Linked DNA regions of Homo sapiens: region 2 is linked to region 1. Evidence: chromatin contacts called from ENCODE Hi-C or POLR2A ChIA-PET data. All regions are on one chromosome and are shown on one strand. The core of a region is the stretch at or near the end of the contact, and the rest is flanking DNA. Distances in the headings are between cores, read along the strand shown. Region 1 has its middle 240 kb from the start of INHBA. Region 2 overlaps GLI3 (GLI family zinc finger 3).

The links. Hi-C counts contacts between places; a loop is a spot of excess contacts on that map. ChIA-PET counts read pairs that join two places held with the same protein, here RNA polymerase II (POLR2A). Pooled maps may share reads with other maps.
Region 2: a loop to region 1 is called in a map of CD8-positive, alpha-beta T cell, with 13 times the contacts of the local background. The contact joins two enhancer-like sites. A Hi-C loop is called at or near these places in 30 of 168 maps with a recorded cell type or tissue (A673, CD8-positive, alpha-beta T cell, Caco-2 and 22 more) and 37 of 50 pooled maps. POLR2A ChIA-PET finds 5 or more read pairs at or near these places in 3 of 52 experiments (MCF 10A, OCI-LY7 and activated naive CD8-positive, alpha-beta T cell).

The regions. Positions count from the first base shown.
Region 1 is chr7:41,940,701-41,945,708 of GRCh38, reverse strand. No RefSeq gene overlaps it. Among named protein-coding and RNA genes, the nearest start is that of INHBA, 240 kb to the right of the region's middle. Within about 2 kb of position 2,513, at least 7 of the 41 ENCODE cell types and tissues checked have a DNase peak (open chromatin) inside an H3K27ac peak, as active enhancers do.
Region 2 is chr7:41,978,666-41,983,673 of GRCh38, reverse strand. GLI3 (GLI family zinc finger 3) reads left to right here. Exons shown (of 15, transcript NM_000168.6): 11 at 4,926-5,008. Among named protein-coding and RNA genes, the nearest start is that of GLI3, 260 kb to the left of the region's middle. Within about 2 kb of position 3,758, at least 3 of the 41 ENCODE cell types and tissues checked have a DNase peak (open chromatin) inside an H3K27ac peak, as active enhancers do.

The sequences.
Region 1 (5,008 bases), core at 1,264-3,763:
TCCTCACTCCCACCTCCAAAGTCCTGGGGTCTAGGAATGACTCTGTCAGGGTTAGATGTGACCAGCATCCCAGCCAGAAGTGTGGGGTTGAATCGTGCAATTGAGGGTTGCAGGTAAGTCCTGTGCATAAGGTGGGGTGGCGGGTGTCAGATTGGGGGTCACTGTGAACCAGTACACACCCTGAAATCAGGCTGCAAGCTCGGAAGGAAAATGGGGTCTGCAGAAGGAGAGTGTTCTCTGGAAATGAGAGTTGGGGCTTCTTGGGCCCCCTTGTGGGTCACAGCTATGGGATTTAACCTCATGTGGGATACATTGTCAAAGAAAGGGCCCTAGCTAATATTTCTTGGTAAGTTTTCATCCTTCAATTCTCTGCAGTTTAATACCTCCAAACACATATTTCTGAGTTACAGTGTTTATTTAGAAACCTCACAGAGCCTTTGGGAGGCCGAGGCGTGTGGATCATGAGGTCAGGAGATGGAGACCCTCCTGGCCAACACAGTGAAATGCCGTCTCTACTAAAAATACAAAAAATTAGCAGGGCGTGGTGGCAGGCGCCTGTAGTCCCAGCTACTCAGGAGGCTGAGGCAGGAGAATGGCGTGAACCCAGGAGGCAGAGTTTGCAGTGAGCTGAGATCTTGCCACTGCACTCCAGCCTGAGTGACAGAGTGAGACTCCATCTCAGAAAAAAAAAAAAAAAGAAAAGAAAAAGAAAAGAAACCGCAGAGCCATCCGGGTACGGCTGCATGTATTTGCATTTACAGTGACTGATGCTGAGTTCCTGGCTATAGGAGTATTCCATTTTATGGAATACTTCTGGATACTGCACTCACAGACTCAACTGTAAACTGAACACATTTATATTATATCTCTAATCTCTATTCTCATAATAGTCTTACTAGTATTACCACCACTTTAAAAATGGAGAGAGAGAGAAAGAGAAAGTGTGTGTGTTACCTTTCTGAAATCACTCAGCTAGCAAGTGCAAGAACAGGGATCCCAACCCTCACCACTTCTCCACATTCCTTGTTTTGCGAATCAAGATGTGTGACCCTGTTTGGGGTTAGGCACAGTGGCTCAAGCCTCTAATCCCAGCACTTTGGGATGCCGAGGAGGGTGGATCACCTGAGCTCAGGAGTTTGAAACCAGCCTGGCCAACATGGTAAAACCCCATCTGTACTAAAAATACAAACATTGGCTGAGAGTGGTTGTGCACACCTGTAAATCTGAGCACTTTGAGAGGCTGAGATAGGAAGATCACATGAGGTTAGGAGTACGAGACCAGCCTAGCCAACATGGTGAAACTGCGTCTCTACTAAAAATATAAAAATTAGCCGGGCGTGGTGGTGCACCTGTAATCTCAACTACTCAGGAGGCTGAGGCAGGAGAATCGCTTGGACCCGGGAGGCAGAGGTTGCAGTGAGCTGAGATTGTGCCACTGAACTCCAGCCTGAGTGACGGAGTGAGACTATGTTTCAAAAAAAAAGATGTTATGACATTGTTTGGGTCATAATCAGTCACAGAGAAACATAGTGGCAAAATCCCAGTCTCTGAGTTCCAAGGCAGAGAATATGTGAGTTTACTCAGAGATGACAATTTAAGATTGCCTCTTCCTTAGCTCTGGGACCTCAGGCAAGTTTATGTATCTGTGCCTCAGTGTCCTCATCTGTCCAGATGACTGAATCATTGTGAGCAGGAGATGAGTTAAGTCTTGCAGTGTTTGCAGGCACCAGGGAAGTGGCACAGGTTATAATTAACAGTTCAGACATCAGGGAAGGGTTCCAAGAACATGAGTTAAACACTGACTAAGGAGGGGCCCTTTCAGAAGAGGAAGAGGTGGAGAGGAAGGTACAAGAGACAGTATGAGGTGGGAGAGTGGACCTCTGTAGATGAGGGTCAGGAAGGAGGTTGACAGGATGTACATAAGGCACTGGCAGGAGTGAAAACTCGGGGTGAAGGTGCATAGGCCCCAAACACCCCATGAAGGAGTCTGGGCTTTGCCCTGGAGGACCAGAGCTGGAGGGGACACACCAGGGGGGCCAGTGGGTGTGCTTTTTGGAGAAAATTTTAGAAGAAGAGGGAGGAGGCCAGAAGTCAACGATGCCTGGTCTAGAAGTCATAGCTTCTGTGAACGAGGAAGTCTCATAGGCAAAAGAACAGGCCTGGTCTTATGGGGTTCTGGGTCCAAAGGCCAGACCTGTTGCAAAGTGTCAGCAAGAGAAAAATTCCTGGCCCTCTCCTGCCAGCTCTAGCTCCCCCTGTCAATGAGAGAAAGGACAGGCCTATTCCAGAACACTCAGCCATCAGGCACAATCTCCAAGACTTGACTGTCCACTGCCCTCCTTCCCTCCCTCCACACTCCCCTCACCACACTTGTGGAGGGCCTGGGGATTAATGCCCAGTTTGCAGGGCATTTAATAGTGGCTTCTCAGCGGGCGGAGCTGCAAACGCGTCCAACAGCCCCTTCAGCCCATGCTGCTGCTGCCACCGCGTGGTGCAGGCGGGGAATGACTGCGCACCGTCCCTGTTCAGCGGGAGCACCGGAGCCCATCTCCACCTCCGTTCTCTGCGCTGAAGAGGAAAGAACCACGCGGATTCAGCACGGGGAATGTTTCTTGTTTAGGAACTGTAATATAGGGATTGGACACTAGCTAAAAAAGAGCATCTTTGGAGATGGGGGTATTAAACAGTTCAAATATGCTTGGGATTCATCAATATGAGACTTGGAGAAACATCTCTGTGGCCACTGCTGTGGCTTTCTTGGATCTGAACCAGACACTGCCTTTGTTTTTTACTACATATAAGCCAGAGGGAGTCCTGGGCTGCCTGAGCTGGGGAGGCGGGTGCGGTGACAGCAGCGCCCCTGCAGACTGAGCCTGCGAGTCCCACGCGTGAAGCCCACGCGTGAAGCCCGCAGGGTGCGCCGGGTTGTGCGGGGCATGGCAGCTCCCAGCCCCTCCACACATCGGGTCGGCCACTTCCCTGCGGGGACAGAATCTAGCATTTTTTCAACTGTCCTAGTCTATGTATAATTCCGTTTGTCTTTTGAAAGCAGTTGTTTATTTTGAAAGGCACAAGCGGAATGCCTTACATCAGCGCCCCTTGACCCGGAGGTAGGAGGAGCGTGAGAGGAGCCACAGGGTGGACTTTAAACCACACCGATGTGCTTGAGTCACGGGTCCTCGGGTAGCAAGTGGCTCTGCACAAGTTGTTGAACTTTTGAATTTTTTTTTTTTGACAGAGTCTCACTTATGTCCCCCAGGCTGGTGTGCAATGGCACGATCTCCGCTCGCTGCAACCTCCGTCTCCCCGGCTCAAGCAATTCTCCTGCCTCAGCCTCCAGAGTAGCTGGGATTACAGGCGCCCCCCACCAAGCCCAGCTACTTTTTTGTAGTTTTAGTAGAGATGGGGTTTCACCATGTTGGCCAGGCTGGTCTCAAACTTCTGACCTCAAGTGATTCGCCTGCTTCAGGCTCCCAAAGTGCTAGGATTACCGGCGTGAGCCACCACGCCCGGCCAGTTGTTGAACTTTCTATGAGCCTCTGTTTCCTCATCTGTGGAATGTGTCCTAGTCTATGTAGTAGATTAGTCTCTCTTGTAGAGGAGTCTAAATCATCAAGGGCGGTGTGTTTGCCTTTCATTTTACCCCACTCCAGACCACTCAGCAGGGCCCCCTTCTCGTTACTCCCTTTAACTATTGCAGCGAGTTAGGCAGTGACCCTTATATTCATGTCCGGGCAATCACTTCAAACATGGATATAGATGAACTCTGTGCCAAAAGAAGCATGTAACTGATTGCCCCCCAAAAGGAGAGGGCCAGGGCTGGTCATAGCGATGACCATGTGCCCAGAGGTCTTAGCGTGTGCCCCAGAGGAGGCTCCAAAATGAGGAAATGAGGGATCTGAAGGGCGGAAGGGAAGAGAGGTTCAGGCAGGTGTCCAAGGCTATCTGCCTGGTCAGTGACAGAGCCTGGACTGTGTGAAGGCAGATCCCATGCGTCTACCACTCACTGGCTGCCTCCAGCGGAAAGCAGAGTGGGCCCTGGGGTCACACACTCAGCTGGGAGGGAGTCCTCTTCCACGGAGTCAGTGGGTGACAGGGAATAGCCAGAGGCAGGGAAAGGAGAAGAGAGTGAGCAGAACAAGGTCATGGCAAAGTCTGGGTGAGAGGGAGGCTCCCAGGTGCAGGGCATTGAGAAGGGAACCCACAAGGGGAGGGGCCGAGGGTGGGGAGCCGCGGCTGGGGCACACTGAGGGTGAGGAGAGCATCCCATCCATGTGAAAATACCCAGGAGCTTGGGGATTTTGAGCTCCTATGAGTGGGCGTCTCATACCCAGAGTTCATTGCTGATGCCTTGACTGATTTCTTAAAACAGAAAAGATTTACTTGTAGGTGAAAGGAAGGAGAAAGACAGAAAAGAAATGTAATAGAGTGTCCCAGACAGGACTCAGTGCCATCAGGGATAGGGGTCAGGCACCTCTTGCCCAGAGATGCTTAAGGAGCTATGGTTCTTTGATGCTCTACCATTCTAGGAGTAGTTCAGGCAGCAAGAGAAACATCTTCCTGCCGCTAAGAATTGCTCAGACTTCAGCTGTTGTGGGCACTTACATTACTTAAGTTCAGTTTTTGTCACTCAAGGAAAGTCTTGTTGACAGAGGTGACAGAGGCTCAGAGTTAGGACCCATGTAGCAGAGATCAGCTTTACTGGGAAAAACTGCTTTGAGGCTCTGTAGGGAGCGGAATGAGAAACGGCAGTCACACACTGCCCCCTGGTGTTCAAGAGCATTTACTGTACCTTGGCTGCTTCCAAAGAGACAGGCGGAGCTCAGGCTTAGTCACCTTACAAATGTCCTTCCTAGGTGTTTTGGGTCTTACACATGTTCTTTTCACCTGTCAGTAACGAGGACCAGCTTTAGTGTTTACCAATCTATTTGCGCACTTTTTGGCCATACAACCCCGTGCAGGAAAAATAATCACAGGGAAAGAGAAGTGGGCTCTCCTCCCTGCACCC
Region 2 (5,008 bases), core at 2,509-5,008, 37 kb before region 1:
TCTTTCTGACTCTCGGGCCTCTGGCAAATTGCATGTCTATGTGTTGGATTAGTTTGGAATTTAATCATGCATTATTTTCCCTCCAATTAAATTATTTATATATTTGATTAACGTTTTCACTGCTGGGAAGTCAAATTTTCAATGAAACCACAAATAAACTCGTGCCCATTGAATTTCAGGCCAGCTTCATATGGGGTCAATTCGTCCATCGAATGTTAAGAATTCATTGCCTATCACTTTTCTTATCTACCTTGGATTTTGGTGAGAAAAAGAATGTGTTTTTTTTTCTTAGTCCTAGGAATATGATACAAACAGTGAAGTTTGGCCTAATGTATGGCCCTCCCTTCGTTGGGGTACCTTTTATAGCGCAGGATCCTGATTTTCAGTCCTTCCTACTGCCTTTTCTTTTCTCTGGCACTAGAACGTACCTCCTTCTAATTTTGCTTTCTCAGGCTTGAGGGCTCACCTGTCAGATGTTAGTACGAGAAGGAAACAGAGCTCATCCACTTTGGGGATTAGCAGTCAATGGCCCATAGGCCAAATCCAGCTGCTTGTTTCTGTGCAGCCTATGAGCTAAGAATGGTTTTTAGACTTTTTAAAAGTTGAAAAAAAAGTCAAAGAATATTTTGTGACACGTGAAAGTTTTCCACATTCATAAATGAACAGATAACCCATTCATTTAAATGTTGTCTGTGGCTGCTTACAGCCCTGTAAAGCCTAAAATATTTACTATCTAGCTTTTACAGAAAATGTTTGCCAACACCTGATCTAATTCATTACTCTAATTTTACAGATGAGAAAAGTAAGGGCCAAATAGGTGAATTGGTCTGTCCAAAGGTACACAACTCATCAGAAATTGTCTGGAATGCTTCCTCCATTGCCCTCCAGTGCTCTGCCTACTGTGATATAGGCCCTCAGATGAACACTCACTGCAGAGGGCAATGTACAATGTATTTTCTTTTTTTTTTTTTTTTTTGAGACAAGTTCTTGCTCTCCCAGGCTGGAGTGCAGTAGTGCAAACCTGGCTCACTACTGCCTTGACCTCCTGGGCTCAAGTGACCCTCCTGCCTCAGCCTCACAAGTGGCTGAGACTACAAGCCTATACCACCACACCCTGATTTTTTTTTTAGACATGGGGTCTCGCTGTGTTGCTCAGGCTGGTCTTGGAGCTCAAGTGATCCTCCTGACTCAGCCTCCCAAAATATGGGGATTACAGGTGTGAGCCACCATGCCTGGCCCAATGCAGCTTTTTAAAGGAAAGTAAATATTTAGAACACATGCACATGTTAAGTCTGTGAGTTCTTAGAATTTTAATTTTCACTTGAAATCTAGTTCTAGGAAATATGTTAAGCTTAAAATACATTTGAACTGCTTAAACAGGCAGAGAGATGCCTCCCTTTTTCCTTATAGCAATTGATTACATCCTCTGTGCAGCATTTAAGCAGTAAAGAAGAGGAAGATTGACTTGGTTCCCCAGCCTCCTAGGTGTAGAATTTCATTTAAAGAAAAATAACTGTGGTCTCAATGCAAGTTTGAACTTAAGAGCAGTTCCAGAAAATTGCAAAAATATATTAGTTGGGACTCGGGTCTAAGGGATTGGAAAGGGAACATTCCCAAGATGCTAACCTTATGAAAATGAGGTTGCTTTAAGTGCCCAACATAAGTTTCCCCCACCCCTCCCCACATGGAGACAACAGCAAGGGTGTTCATGCTTGCTGACTGGTGTGGGATTTCCTGCCACTCAAATTTCCACACATTGTCTCAGTGGCAAAGGTAGAAGAAGCTGGGTGCGGTATAAATAGGAAATGATTGGGATTTTTCCAGGCACTGCCCTCCTCCGCTGGTTGCCAGTTCTCCCTTCTCTGCTCAGTGCCGGATCCCTCAACACCATTGTAGGCAGATTCTATACCTTCCCCGTCACTTTGGATAACTAAAGTGTCCAATTTAAACGTCCAATCTCAGGTCCAATCCAGAGCCTTCCCTTCCCTGTCAGCAGCGAGGCACAGGCCTCAAGGGAACTGGCAGGCTGTTTGCCCTCCCTTTGCCACCTCACCTAAAGGAGCTGGGGCCTGGGAGTGCTGCCAGGAGATGCCTTCCCTTTCTTTCTAGGGTCCAGCTCCTCCAGTGTGTTGGATGAGACAGGAAAGGAAAATATGAGAGTCCCTTTTTTTACTGGCCACTGTTGGCACCTCCTTCTTAGCCACCCCTGCTCCCTTGAGTAGCACCAGGTTTCCCTGATGCCCTCCTCTTCAGGGGCAGACATGCAAGCCTGGCTTTCCCCTGGGGTGTATGTGAGTTTTATGCAGGGGTATTTCCCACATCCTCACTGCTGGAGACATGACTGAGCACACAGCATTTTAGGTGAGCCCTGGCAAGCTAACCCAAGCTTACCTACGTCATGGATGTCCACTTGACCCACAGAAAACTCATGCCTTCTCGCCATGCCAAGTGGTGGCAGTCTCTCCCTGGCCAGTTCTCTCCTGCCATGCGTGGCCCTCACGCTGTTCCTCAAAGGCACCAGGCTCTGTTCTTCTGCAGGTACTTCTGTGTCATCGGTCCGCTGTAGTGTCCCATTCTCCTACCCCATCCTTCCCTGCACACCTGATGTGTCTACTCATCCTTCAGGTCCTGCTCTAAATGCTGCTTCATTGGAGAAGCGGACCCTGATTCCTGATGCTGCACACTGACTTATGATCCCATTACATGTTTTTATAAAACCCTGTTATCTCCCTTCATAATGCCTATCACAACTGTAATTGTATAGTAATTTAAGCCATGACCTGTTTCCCTCTGGTAGACTTAATTCCTTGGGGCAAGAATCATGTCTGTCATGTTCTCCAGCACAGGGCCTGGTGTGAGTGGCACCCAGCACATCCTCATAAAAGCATGAGAGAGAACAGGGAACTAATAAGACATGGATCCAACCTTAAGCAGTTGGCTCAGCACAAATTATAATTCAGTTTCCCAATTTTACCTTTTCCTTTCTCCCTCCTGTGTTCCTTCCTTATTCTTCCCTTTCCTTCTGTCTCCCTCACTCTCTGCTTGCCTTCCTTGCTTCCTCCCTCCCTTCCTTCCTTTTTTCTTTCCCTTTCATATGCATTAATCCAAGGATCCAAGCTTTATTTCCAATGACTTGGAAAACTGAACCAAGAGCAACTGTTAGGGAGTGTTTTTGTATGATCATTTCTTTTTCTCCCGTTTGAGAATCCATAGAACCCCTCTGTAAGATGTGAGCTTGGTTTCCAAGGCTGGGCTTCAGCACACATTTGGGAAAGCCCTGGTCTTGTGTATGGGCTACAAAGACTTACTAGAAGCAGACGTGCGGATTGAACGTTGACCCCTGTCCAGAACATCTGTTCTCTTCCTATACCTGTGTGCATCATCATAACTTTAAAGAAACACTGACATGGAGCATGGCTGGCTTTTCATAGGAAACCCACATCTGTTTGCCGTGGGGTTGCTCCCCAACCACTGCAGTTTCTGTGTCATTTTTGGAGCTACTGACGGGACATTGGCTCTCTTCTTGTGTGCTGCAATGTACCACTCTCTCTCTGCTCTTCATCAGATTTTTCTGGGAACTGCTCCAAGGAGAGGAGATAGAGAACAACAATTTCTTTTCTCTGTCCTCACCCAGTTTTAAACTCCAGAAACAGCATAGAAAACTTTACTTTTGTAAAACTTTTTTTTACCTAAAGCGAAAGGCCATCTAGTGGAGTAACTGGGAAAGGCACACTCTGAGGGCAGAACTTCACCTTCAGACTCACAGCGACCACCGCTTTAGGAGCCCTGGACTCAGCAGGAAAGTAATGAGAGGTTGTGTCACTACCACACGAGGCATGGAGCCAAAGGGAGCTTTCTCTTATTGAACGAAGTTTTTTGGTGATGTAGTTCTATGTATACTTCAGAAAGTGTTCCCACAAGCCTTAAATTAAGGCAAATAAAATGTAGAATCACCAGAAAATAAAGACCAACAGCATCAACCTAGGATGCAAATGTCTTCAGTAGTCCATAGCTGGACATTGAAATAGTATGCTCAACCTGTTGAAATTGACCTTAATTTGATTCAAATTAAGAAGCTTCTCTTCCTCTCATGCTGCAGTAGGTTTCTAATGATTCCTAATTGTATTAATCCAAGAAATTAAATGATTCTAAAACCATGAATTGGTAAGTAATTCAGAGAACTTCATCTTTATGTTAAAAACTGTATTAATAGAATTTTAGAGCTAGAAAGTCCCTTAGCAACTAGTGAATCCAGTCATTTATTTTCTACAAGAAGAAAACCAAGGCCCTGAAAGACTAACTTATTTGTTGATGACCACACAGTCCTCTTCCTCAGTATAATTCTTTTCTCTGCAATTCTTATTCAGGAAGCAGTCTGATTAACCCTGAGCTAAAGTTTCATTTGCAAGTGCTTTTGGTTTTTTTGTTCTGGAATTGTGCATGTCTGTGTGTGCCTTCCCTTTTTGAAGCCTAAGCCGCGGTGCTAACCCATGGCCCAGCATGTGAGAGTTGGAGAACATCTCTGCAGTTGTTTAGCCTCAATCGCCAGCCTTGGCAAGGAAAAATGACAGAGATTCAGAAAGGTCAACAGTGGCTCACCTCATTTCATAACTAGCTGGTCCCAAACCTGGAATTGAACTCTGCTCTTCAGATGGCCAGTGTACTGTAGTATATTTCCTGGAATGCCAGGCTCCATCCCGGTCTTGCCACTCCCACTGGTTAGGAAGCATGCATACACAGTTAGCAAAAGCAAATTTACTTGAGAAGTGTACTAACTGGAATTTTTATAATCTGTAATATGGTAAAGTTATTCTTGTGGTCTTTAGAATTTTTAAGATTGGGGTATTTTCTGCATTTTCTTCTGTCGCCTTCAGAAATGATGAATACGTTTCCATTTGATTTCTCTCTCTTTTTCCAAACCCCAGCATATAAATAACGACCATATTCATGGAGAGAAGAAGGAGTTCGTGTGCAGGTGGCTGGACTGCTCAAGAGAGCAGAAACCCTT